Linked DNA regions of Homo sapiens: regions 2, 3 and 4 are each linked to region 1. The links are chromatin loops, found by intact Hi-C in ENCODE. Cell type or tissue: mammary epithelial cell. All regions are shown on one strand.

What was found. Hi-C counts contacts between places; a loop is a spot of excess contacts. Peaks named below come from ENCODE experiments on the same cell type or tissue, not always from the same donor. Only the 100,000 strongest peaks of a DNase experiment are listed, where the experiment ranks them.
Region 2: a loop joins it to region 1, with 15 times the contacts of the local background. A loop is called at or near these places in 106 of 110 quality-filtered maps.
Region 3: it touches region 1 in a loop (10-fold over the local background); 100 of 110 quality-filtered maps call a loop at or near these places.
Region 4: it touches region 1 in a loop (12-fold over the local background); 13 of 110 quality-filtered maps call a loop at or near these places.

The regions. Positions count from the first base shown.
Region 1 is chr3:141,191,057-141,193,556 of GRCh38, forward strand. No RefSeq gene overlaps it. Among named protein-coding and RNA genes, the nearest start is that of PXYLP1, 40 kb to the right of the region's middle. In mammary epithelial cell, a CTCF peak has its summit at 1,430 (motif pointing left); a DNase peak (open chromatin) is centred at 1,375.
Region 2 is chr3:140,999,274-141,001,773 of GRCh38, forward strand. No RefSeq gene overlaps it. Among named protein-coding and RNA genes, the nearest start is that of SPSB4, 51 kb to the right of the region's middle. RefSeq lists a silencer at 857-1,036. In mammary epithelial cell, a CTCF peak has its summit at 957 (motif pointing right); no DNase peak of the experiment used is centred here.
Region 3 is chr3:141,010,314-141,012,813 of GRCh38, forward strand. No RefSeq gene overlaps it. Among named protein-coding and RNA genes, the nearest start is that of SPSB4, 40 kb to the right of the region's middle. In mammary epithelial cell, a CTCF peak has its summit at 1,379 (motif pointing right); no DNase peak of the experiment used is centred here.
Region 4 is chr3:140,921,801-140,924,300 of GRCh38, forward strand. No RefSeq gene overlaps it. Among named protein-coding and RNA genes, the nearest start is that of SLC25A36, 19 kb to the right of the region's middle. In mammary epithelial cell, a CTCF peak has its summit at 1,036; no DNase peak of the experiment used is centred here.

The DNA of each region.
Region 1 (2,500 bases):
CAAGAGTGATCAGTAATGTGATAGAGGGAAGCACAAATGCCTGTGGGGGCACTAATGAGGGACCTCACCCAAAGGAAGCAAAGTCTAATCAATTGCTTAGATGGATGTACAGATAAGTGGGTGCATAGGTGGATGGATGGATGCATGGATACATGGATGGATGGATGTATGAATGGATAGGTAGGTGGGCGGGTTGATGAATAGGTGGGTAGATAAATGGATGGATGGATGAATGGATTGATGGATGGATGGATGGATGGATGGATGGATGGATGGATGGATGAGTGGATGGATGGATGGATGGATGGATGGATGGATGGATGGATGGATGAGTGGATGGATGGATGGATGGATGGATGGGCGGGTGAGTGGATGGTTGGGTGAATTGGTGGGTGGCTCAATGATTGGATGAATGGATGAGGAAACATCACAGAAGGCAGTAGAGAATGAGGGCTCAGTCCTGATTGGAGCAATCATCCCTTCCCTAGACTGTAAGGGGTGGAGACAATATATGAGTCATCCCTGGATTCCAGTGTCTGGCACAAGCCTGACACATGGTAGGCATTCAATAAATGTTTGTCAAGTGTGTGAATCAATGAGAGCTAATGAACACCAGGCATTGAGAGAGTTCAGCCAAATGTCTTACCCTTTCTGGGCCTCAGTTTCCCTCCATGTAAATTAGATATGAAAACATGCACCACCAGAATTTATAACACTACTGGTGCTGCAAAAGGTAGACTATGCTTGTGAATCTGCTTTTGAATTCACTGTGCGGCAGGCCTCAGAGAAGTAGCATCTTTTACTTCACCCAGTTTAGCACTCCACCCTTTGATATGTGTGCATTAGCTTGATGCCTAACTATCGCAACATTGGGATACGTATTGTTATGATCATGTCCCTTTGACAGATGAGGCTACTGAGGCTTGAATGGATGGATAAGCAACCTTGAAGCCAGACCCACCAATCCTGGCTCTGCTGTGTAAATCTGGGCAGATCACTTTACTTCTCTGAACCTCTCAAAGATGTAAAGATTAAATGAGATAAAGCATGTAAAGTGCCTGGCATGCAGGAGGTAATTAATGGTGTTTATTTGTTGCCCAAGCCAGGAAGTTGCAGAGACTGGATTGTGTTCTTTTTACCAAAGCATAATGCTACTGAAGCTTTTAAGTTAATCAACGAAAAAGATTAAAATTCTGGTTGGTATATGGTGCTTCAATACATGTAGGGAAGATTTCAGTAACACACTGTGGAACCTGTAATATCTAGAACAACTCACATTGTCAGTGAGCTGCTGTGGCCGCCCCCGTTTGCTGCTCCACCACTCCTTCCGTGCAGTATGTGTCATTTCTTTTCCCCGCCTGCCCCCTGGTGGTAGATTTGGGGACCACAGGCTCAGTCTCTTAACAACAGGCCTTGCAGGAGAGCCAGGCTCATGGCCGCCCCGCATTGCCCTCTGGTGACTGCTGCTAGTTAGCACTTTGCAGAGAAGGAAAGGAGGAATACCGTATGCGCCAAGGAAAGGATTGAAAATGCACTGGCTGGATCTCACTCTCCTGCTCCATCGTTCACTGGTTGTGTGACCTTGGGCGTATCACTTAACTTCCCTGCATATTAGTTTCCCTTATTGGCAAAATGGGTAATACACCCACTCGGAGTTTTTGTGGTGAATAAGATAACTGAGTTAAAACACCTAGCACAAAGTAGATGCTCCATAAAATGTAACTTCTCTCCCAATAAAATGAAAAATAAACAGTACATCATCCAATTATTACAAACTGCCTTACCAGTTTCATAGCAGAGTCAAGTATCTTGATAGATTGGGCCACAGGGTAGGTCAGTTTAGAGGGCAGGGGGAGATAGACAAAGGGGATTGTTAGGAAAATTCAAGGCTTGGGTCACAGCTGAGGATTGCAGGTAAAGATTCAAGAAGACATTGAAGATCTCTAGTCTAGGGGGAGTGGCCAAGATGGCCGACTAGAAGCAGCTAGTGTGTGTGGCTCTTAGGAAGAGGAACGGAAAGGGTGAATAAATACGCACCTTCAACAGAAACCTCCAGATACTCGCACTGCGACTAATCAAGGAAACAACACGACCAGGGAGGATAGAGAAAAGCAAGGCAGGATGACAGCCCACCTAGGAGCAACATAGAGCCAAGGGAACCTCCCCTGCCCAGGGAAGCAGTGGGTGAGTGGGCGACCCCAGGAAACCACATTTCTCCCACGGTTCTTTGCAACCCTTGAATCAGGATATCCCTTGTGAACCCACTTAGTCAGGTCCTTCAGCCTGACACACGAAGCTATGTGGAGTCTCAGCAGAGCACCTGCTCAGGCACGCGTGCATGGAGACCCAGGAGCTTTGGATACTCCAGCTCCGGGCTTCCCAGCAAAAGTAACCGCAATTCTGACAAAGCAGGTTAGACCCCTATACATACCCCTAGGAAAAAGGCTGAATCCAGGGGGCCAAGCACTAATGGTCTGCAGGCCCCACTTCCACAGTGCCT
Region 2 (2,500 bases), 190 kb before region 1:
GGTCACGCTTATGCTGGTCTTAGTGGTTCAAATGATGACACAATGCAGACACTCATCTCTGCAGTGTCTCAATGTCTGGTCACCATACCTTTCTCAGGACAGATCTGCTGCACTTGCCCAGCTACCATCAAAACTGGGAAAGCGAATACCAGGAGGGATCCAAGTGGATCTTCTGGTTCCCCTTTATTCCTCCCTACCCTCATTGTGCAGCAGAAAACCATAAGTTTCTCCTAATGATGAGGGCCAATTCTCCTTGATAAAATGAAGACCCCTCTTCTTGCCTGCTGGCCATGAAGAACTTGACATGCCTAGGTGGCAGATGCAGCTTATGGTTCAAGTGGGTTCTTGGCATAAGTGTTCCTCTCTTTGGGGACCCAGACCTCTAAGTTTGCAGAGCCCAGAGTTGCAAGAAGATGAAACTCACCAGCTAGAGGTGATAGGTGGAATCACCCCTTTGGATGCATGCATTCCTCTTTTTGGGGATGCAGATCCACCTAATAGTTTTCAGTTTGTATACAACATCCTGGAGGATAGTGTCCCATCTTGATTCAGTGTCACCTGTGAACTGGAACTTCAGCTGTGCCTTCAGCAGGCCATTGCAAGCCTATGAGGTCAGAAGCTTTTGGGTGGTAAGTGTGATATAACCAGTAGATCTTGTGATCACAGGCCTGCTCCTATACCTCCTTCCCTGGAAAGTGGGCCCCCTGGTCTGATGTGATGTGCAAATGGGTCATATTTTCTGTAAGTTCTCAGATGGAGGTGCTGTCAGGAAAGGCAAACCCATATGTAAAATATGTGTCCATTTCTGTCCAAACACATTTCTGGCCCTTCCTTAATGCAAAAGGACAGATATAGTCAACTTCCCACTTCCTGGCTGCCTGGTCCCCTCAAGGAATGGTGTCATGTCTGGGGCTTAGCATTGGTCTCTGTTGCTGGAAGGTTGGCCACTTGGTGGCAGCAATAGCTCGATCAGCCTCTACGGGTGGAAGCCCATGCTGCTGGGCCCAGGCAGAGCCTTCATCTCTGCCACTGTGGTGACTTTGTTATTGTGCCACTTGTCAGCACTAGAGTAGGCATTTAAGATTTTCAGAAGCATCAACTCAGATGACTCTGTCACATGTGCCCCATTCTTTCCCAATCAGAGCTCTGGCCTGGGCATAGCAGACCTACTTTGGTTGGGAATTCAATCTTTGGAGCTGGTCTGCTCTGATGATTAGATCCTAGGCTTGGTCCTTAGTCTCCTTGCCCTCCCACTGCAGAGATGAGCCCTTCTTTGTGTGCTGCTAAAGAAGCCCCCCTGGCTTTCACACTTGGCTTTCAATGACCTGCTAATCACTCAGCCATTTGTTAATTTTTTTCTAGAGCTGTGATAGAGCTTATATCTCTATATACTAGTTTCCCCTGATTTTTCAAATGCTTGATATGTTCTACCACTTAGTGCATTTGCCTTTGCAGTTTCAGCTATAAAATAGAAACCTTGCGCTAGATGTCTATCTCTACTTGGACCATATCTCACTCCCTTTACCTTTTTACTCCCTCTTGCCTGGAATGCTGTCATCATGCTTGAGGCCAAGCAACCTGTGACAAGGTAGTCACAAGCACACAGGACATGACTAAGCAGCAAGACAAAGAAATCATCCCAGATAGCAATGTGGAGCAACGGTACCACTCTAGACAACCAACCTTTGATCTTACCATTATACAACAAAAATGAAACCAGCTGAAGCCACTAGATTTTTTATTTCTGTTTCAAAAAAATGTAACTCATCTTAACTGTGTTGATTATCAAAATATTATACTAAGCATTTTTTAAATTTAGATGAAATTAACAAGTTCATGAGAATCACTTGCCAAATTAATTAGTACTGGCTTATGAAGAGAAATTTAATCTGTGGTTTAAAATTTTCTCATAGCACACCCAGAAATCCTAGATTTTAACCATCAAGTTTCATCAACCACTTATGGAACAGATCATTGCAAATGTACGTATATTTTTCCAGAAAACAGAAAATAATGGTACACTCTTTAATCATTTTTTGATTATTATATCTTGATTGCAAAAGCAGGAACAAGAAGGCAGTATGAAAAATTGCAGGCCAATCTCATTCATGAACTTGATAGGCTCAAAGCAAAAGGAATTTATTGATGGCATTTTTAAAAATATAATAAATTTATAATTAAATTGGGTTAATCCCAGTAATACAAGGTTAGTTAACATTTAAAAAATTATCAGTGTAAATTTTTCACATCAGCAGATTAGTGAAGAAAAACCACATGATTCTCACAGGTGTGGAAAAAGCATTTAGTGAAATGTTATATTCATTCGAGATAAAACTCTTTGCAAACTAGAAATGGAAGGGGAATTATTTAACCAGATAGAAAATATCTTCAATAAACCTATAGAAAACATCATACTTAAAGTGACATATTATAGTAGTTTCTTCAAAATCAAGAACAAATCAAGAACGTCTGCTTTTATCACTTTTATTCAATATCATAA
Region 3 (2,500 bases), 180 kb before region 1:
GTACAGTGAGCTATGATCACGCTCCTGCACTCCAGCCTGAGTGACAGAATGAGACCCTGTCTCAAAAAAAAAAAAAATGCCCAGTGGGGCAGTGAACACCATGTCCTGTGTGAAACAGTGGAGGAAGGCAAGGTTATACAAACAAGTGGTTACCAAAGGGTATCATAAAATCACTACGGTTTCCTAGTTCAGACAGATCTAGGTTCAAATCCTGAGGCTAGCACGTGCTTGGGAACTTGAGCAAGTCATCTTCTCTTATTTTTCCCATCTGTAAGATGGCAATTATAATGACCAATACGGTTGCTTTGGCCATTAAATTTGATGAGCACCTGTGAGAAGGTTTGGTACACAGTAGGAGGCTGGTAAGTACAGGGTCCTTCATGCCACCCCACCCCAATCCCCTCCCCAGCTGGAGGAAAGCAATCAATTGCACTTTCATTTAAACCCTTTAGCTGCCTGATGTATGCTTAGAGAAAATTTTGCCAGCCTTAGTCTTTTCCTCTTCCAAAAAAAAAAAAAAGAAAAAAATGAGCATTGAGAAAAGAAAGAATATATATATATTCTCATATATATATATGAGAAACTTTGTCAGTAAGTCAGGTGTTCATCTGTATGAAGGAAAGAAATCACAGTGTAAATTCACCTTGCCTCAAGTTCCGCAAAGCTAAAGTCAAACCATAATTTGGGAGGTGAGAATAAATTGGTCAATTTTTGGTAGAAGAAATATAGATTTTTCACATTGATTCCTCTCATGCCATTGCTCTTAGGAACTCCCATAATAAATTCCTTCTTGCGGCTGAATACCAGCCGTGTGTGTTCTGTGGGACCATGTGCCTAAAGGGAGTCCCTGCTTATCCAGCTTGCATTTTGGGCTGAGTGGTTGTTAGCAGAAGAGTGACACAGAGGCATTTCATCTTTACTCTTATGATACTAGCAAAACATCGTTAGATTATAAATTCATATTATCCAGGGATTCGTTACCCCAGCCCAAGTTAATTGGCATGGCAAGTGTCTTATGAGAAAAATCTGCAGCGTTAGCTAAGTGTTTCTATATGAAACAGAGACAGTTGTGTAGATGGTTAGATGTCCTTACTCTTTGTTACTTCTCTTAGAGACTGAGAATTCAATTGTTGAGGTGCTCAGGGTGCAACTGTTTCAGCATCAGTAATTTCCAGTGTCTTCTGCTTCTTCATCTGGCAAATGGAGACAATAATACCCATCCCCTAGAGTTGTTCCTGAGATCCAGAAGGAGCATGAAAGAGAAGGCACTCTCGTTGTGATGATTTTGCTCTCATTCTGGAAGCTGCAGAGGAGACGTCTGCATTTCAGAGAGATGCGCTGTGCCAGCGATTCTCAGCAAGAACAGGACTGTGCACGAGGGGGCGCTCGGGAGGCTTGAGCGGTGCTTTCCGCCTTCAGGCTGATAGGAGAGGAGGACACTTGGTGGGTGTGGATGGGGGTTGCTGGCAGCCCTGCAAAGTGTGGGACAACTCCATACAACACAGCTGTCATGAACCTCACATGAATTCTTAGTATTCTACCAGAAACTGACGTAGTGAACCACCTGCTCATAACTACTTGATCCTAGAACTCTGTTTTATAAATAAACAGAAGTATTTTTGGGTGGTTTCAATATACAGTGTTTCCTAGAAATGCATCTACTGTGTAAATCAAGGCAAAATTCGTTTGATTGAAACTTTGCCGAGAGTTGTTTGCCATTTCAGACAGCCACAACACCAGTGACACTACCACTCCTGTATCTGAGTCACAAATAACCCCCCTGGTTATCAGCCTGCATTTGAAGCTGCTTTGCTCACAGTGAGTTTACCTGTAAGTATTGGCATCTGACTGCTTCATCGTATCTGCTGCTGAAATTGTGCCCGAGCACCTATATATTAAACTACATATTATTACAAATCACTTTCCTTTTATTTCTCCTTTATATTGGAATTAGGACATTATATTGATTGGGATATATTACATGTACATTTTTTTCAAGATGATAAAGGAGGCCTTGCAAAATATTTGTTATACAAAGGGAAGTTTGATCAGGAAGGCTGAAACCTTCTGAACTAGGAGATCACTGAAGTTCCAGAATTCTGCATCATGTCTGATTTGGATGCTGTGGTTTATATCGATTTAAATTAGGTTCATCTGCCTGGAACAAAATACCCAAGTAAGAGGCTTAAACATGACAGAAGTCTGTTTCTCTTTCTCAGAAATGAAGTACAAAGATAGGCATTTGGGGCCGGCATGTCAATTCTAATGGTCATCCATCAGGGACCCAGCCTCCTTCTCCGTTCCTATTCCCTTATCCTTAATGCCAGGCTTCCATTTTCAAGGCTGTTGCATGATCCAAGATGATATTGGAGCTCCAGTCATCATGGCCACAGTTAAAGCAGGAAGCTAGGAATGGGAGGAAGGCAATAGGGTGCCCCGCCACTATCTGTTCCCTTATAAGGAGCTTACTCAGAAGTCCCATGCCACAACTTCTACTCAT
Region 4 (2,500 bases), 270 kb before region 1:
GACTTGGCTTCACTTTTTTATTTAAATCTTTGATCCACCTGGAAATTATTTTGATCTAAAGAATGAGGTTAGGAATCCAGGTATTGTTTGGTTTTTATAGATATGCTAATTCAGTTATCTCAACATGACTTATTGAATAATTTATCTTCCCCCAGTGATTTGAAATGCCACTTTCATGCTAAATTTTCATATGTACTTAGATCTAAAAAACAGAATGCTTTTTAAAGTCTGTATTTTGTGGTTACTTAAAATAGAGGGCACCTATATATACCTAACATTATAAACCACTGTTGTGTAACTGCATTGGGCTGGGATTTCCCCAAGGACTTATTGGGGACTCCATGAGAACAGAGGCCATTAGCCTGGGAGCTCCTTGAACTTGTCTACTCTCTCAAACTGACCATTCCCTAAGGGCAGGAATCCAACTGTACCTATAAAGAGGCCTTCCCACAAAAAGACATTCCTTCCCCCATTAGATAAAAGGGCCCTTTTGCTTCTGTGAAGATGAGAATGCCAAAGGCAGAGGCTGTGGCCTCTGTATCATCTCCACAAATCACTGGATACCTGCCTGGAATACTGGCCATTCTCTCCTCTTTATTGATTGTCTCTCCACTTCTTAAAACTGTGTTCCTGGCCTCAGGGCCTTCTGAAGAGAGGGTGGCAATGTGTGTTGTGGACCAAGTAAAAGTGATGACCACCTCTGTTTGGTGTCCAGAGCTGACATTCCTCCTGGACAGCAGAAAAACACTTGGGGATAGAGGGTTGCCTTCCCTTCAAAGTCAGGCCTCTCAGGAAGTCAGGTTCCTTACTTCTTGGCCAGCTCAGTGGTCTGGGCAGGAAGAAAAGGTCTTCAGCTTCGTGACCTCTGCATGTCCCATTCCTCACCTCCTCCAGAACTGTTTTGCTTTCCTCTGCATTGCCAGCTGCTGCCCTCCCCACCCTGGGCTTCTCCTTCCTTTTGAATGTTTTATTTTCCTTTTCATAAAAGATAAGTTTGCAGCTTTCCTTAAGAGATCAGGATGGAGTTGAGCAGAGAGTCCTCTAGGTGGAGTAGTTATCTATGGAGACACAAAGAAGGGGATGTTGATGAAACCCTCAGTATCATCAGTGAGGGTTTCATCAATATCCCCTTCTTTGTCTCACCACAGATAACTACTCAGGAACCTGAATTGGGGGAGTTTTAGTATTTTCAAGAATTCCACATGTCAAAGTTACTCACTGCTGCCCAGACTTTGTGTTAGCAAAAATTCATTATTATTATTTCATAAGGAATAAATTAATAAAACATGCAATTAAATGTTCCCTTTTAGCAACTCTATATCATTAAGGCCTGCAGGCTCAGGTCTCCACTGATGAGCTTGCTCCGCAGGCAGATCTGAGACAGAGGCTCAGCTGCTCAGGTGAGATGGGGCAGCCAGCAGCCCTCCGCTGAGCCCCACAGTAAGCAGTGGAGGGAGAGACTAGCGCAGAGGACAGAAGGGCACTAAGGGATGTCAGGGAGGGGTTGGGAGGTTGGAGGGTGCATTTCCAGCTCTGATACTCACCACTGTTTTCACTAGAGTCTCTGTTTCTTCATATCTAAGATGATGGTGGCAATTCCCTCTCACATGATTGTCATGAGGATGAAATGAAGCTGCATATAAAGCAGGTATCTGGCATATAGGGACTTGAATGGCACTTACTATTCCAATCAAGTCATCCAAGACTCATTACAGTGGCCTTGTTGTAGTCATGGAAAGTGTTCATAGATTAGCACCTCATACTGCAATGATGAATTTGGGTTGATAATTATTTTACTTTATTTTATTTTATTTTTTTGAGAGGCAGAGTCTCACTCTGTCACCCAGGCTGGAGTGCAATGGCACAATCTCGGCTCACTGCAACCTGCGCCTCCCGGGTTCAAGTGATTCTCTGCCTCAGCCTCCCAAGTAGCTGGGATTACAGGCACATGCCACCACACCCAGATAATCTGTTGTATTTTTAGTAGAGACGGGGTTTCACCGTGTTAGCCAGGATGGTCTCGATCTCCTGACCTTGTGAACCTCCCACCTCGGCCTCCCAAAGTGATAATTATATTTTTATAAAAGATGCCATGCATTTTCTCTTTTTGTTTGTTCTTGATTGACTAAAACAGCAGAAGGTGCCATGTACTTTCTTCCTCATCCCCACCCACTTACTCTCCCCCTTATCTTTGGCCCTCCATCTAGCAGAAAATCTGTATTCCTCTATGAGTACTCTAAGCCACACCTACAATCGCCCTAATCTAACATGACTGATGTCCTTATAAGAAGAGGAGACTGGAACACAGATACACACTGACAGACAACCATGTGGCAGGGTCCCAATGAGAAGGCAGCCATCTGCAAGCTAAGGAGCAAGACCTTAGAAGAAACCAAGCCTCCCAAAATGTCCATCTTGGGCTTCTAGCCTCCAAAACTGTAAGCAAATTTCTGTTGGTGGAGCTACCTGATCTGTGGTACTTTTTGTTATGGCAGCTCCA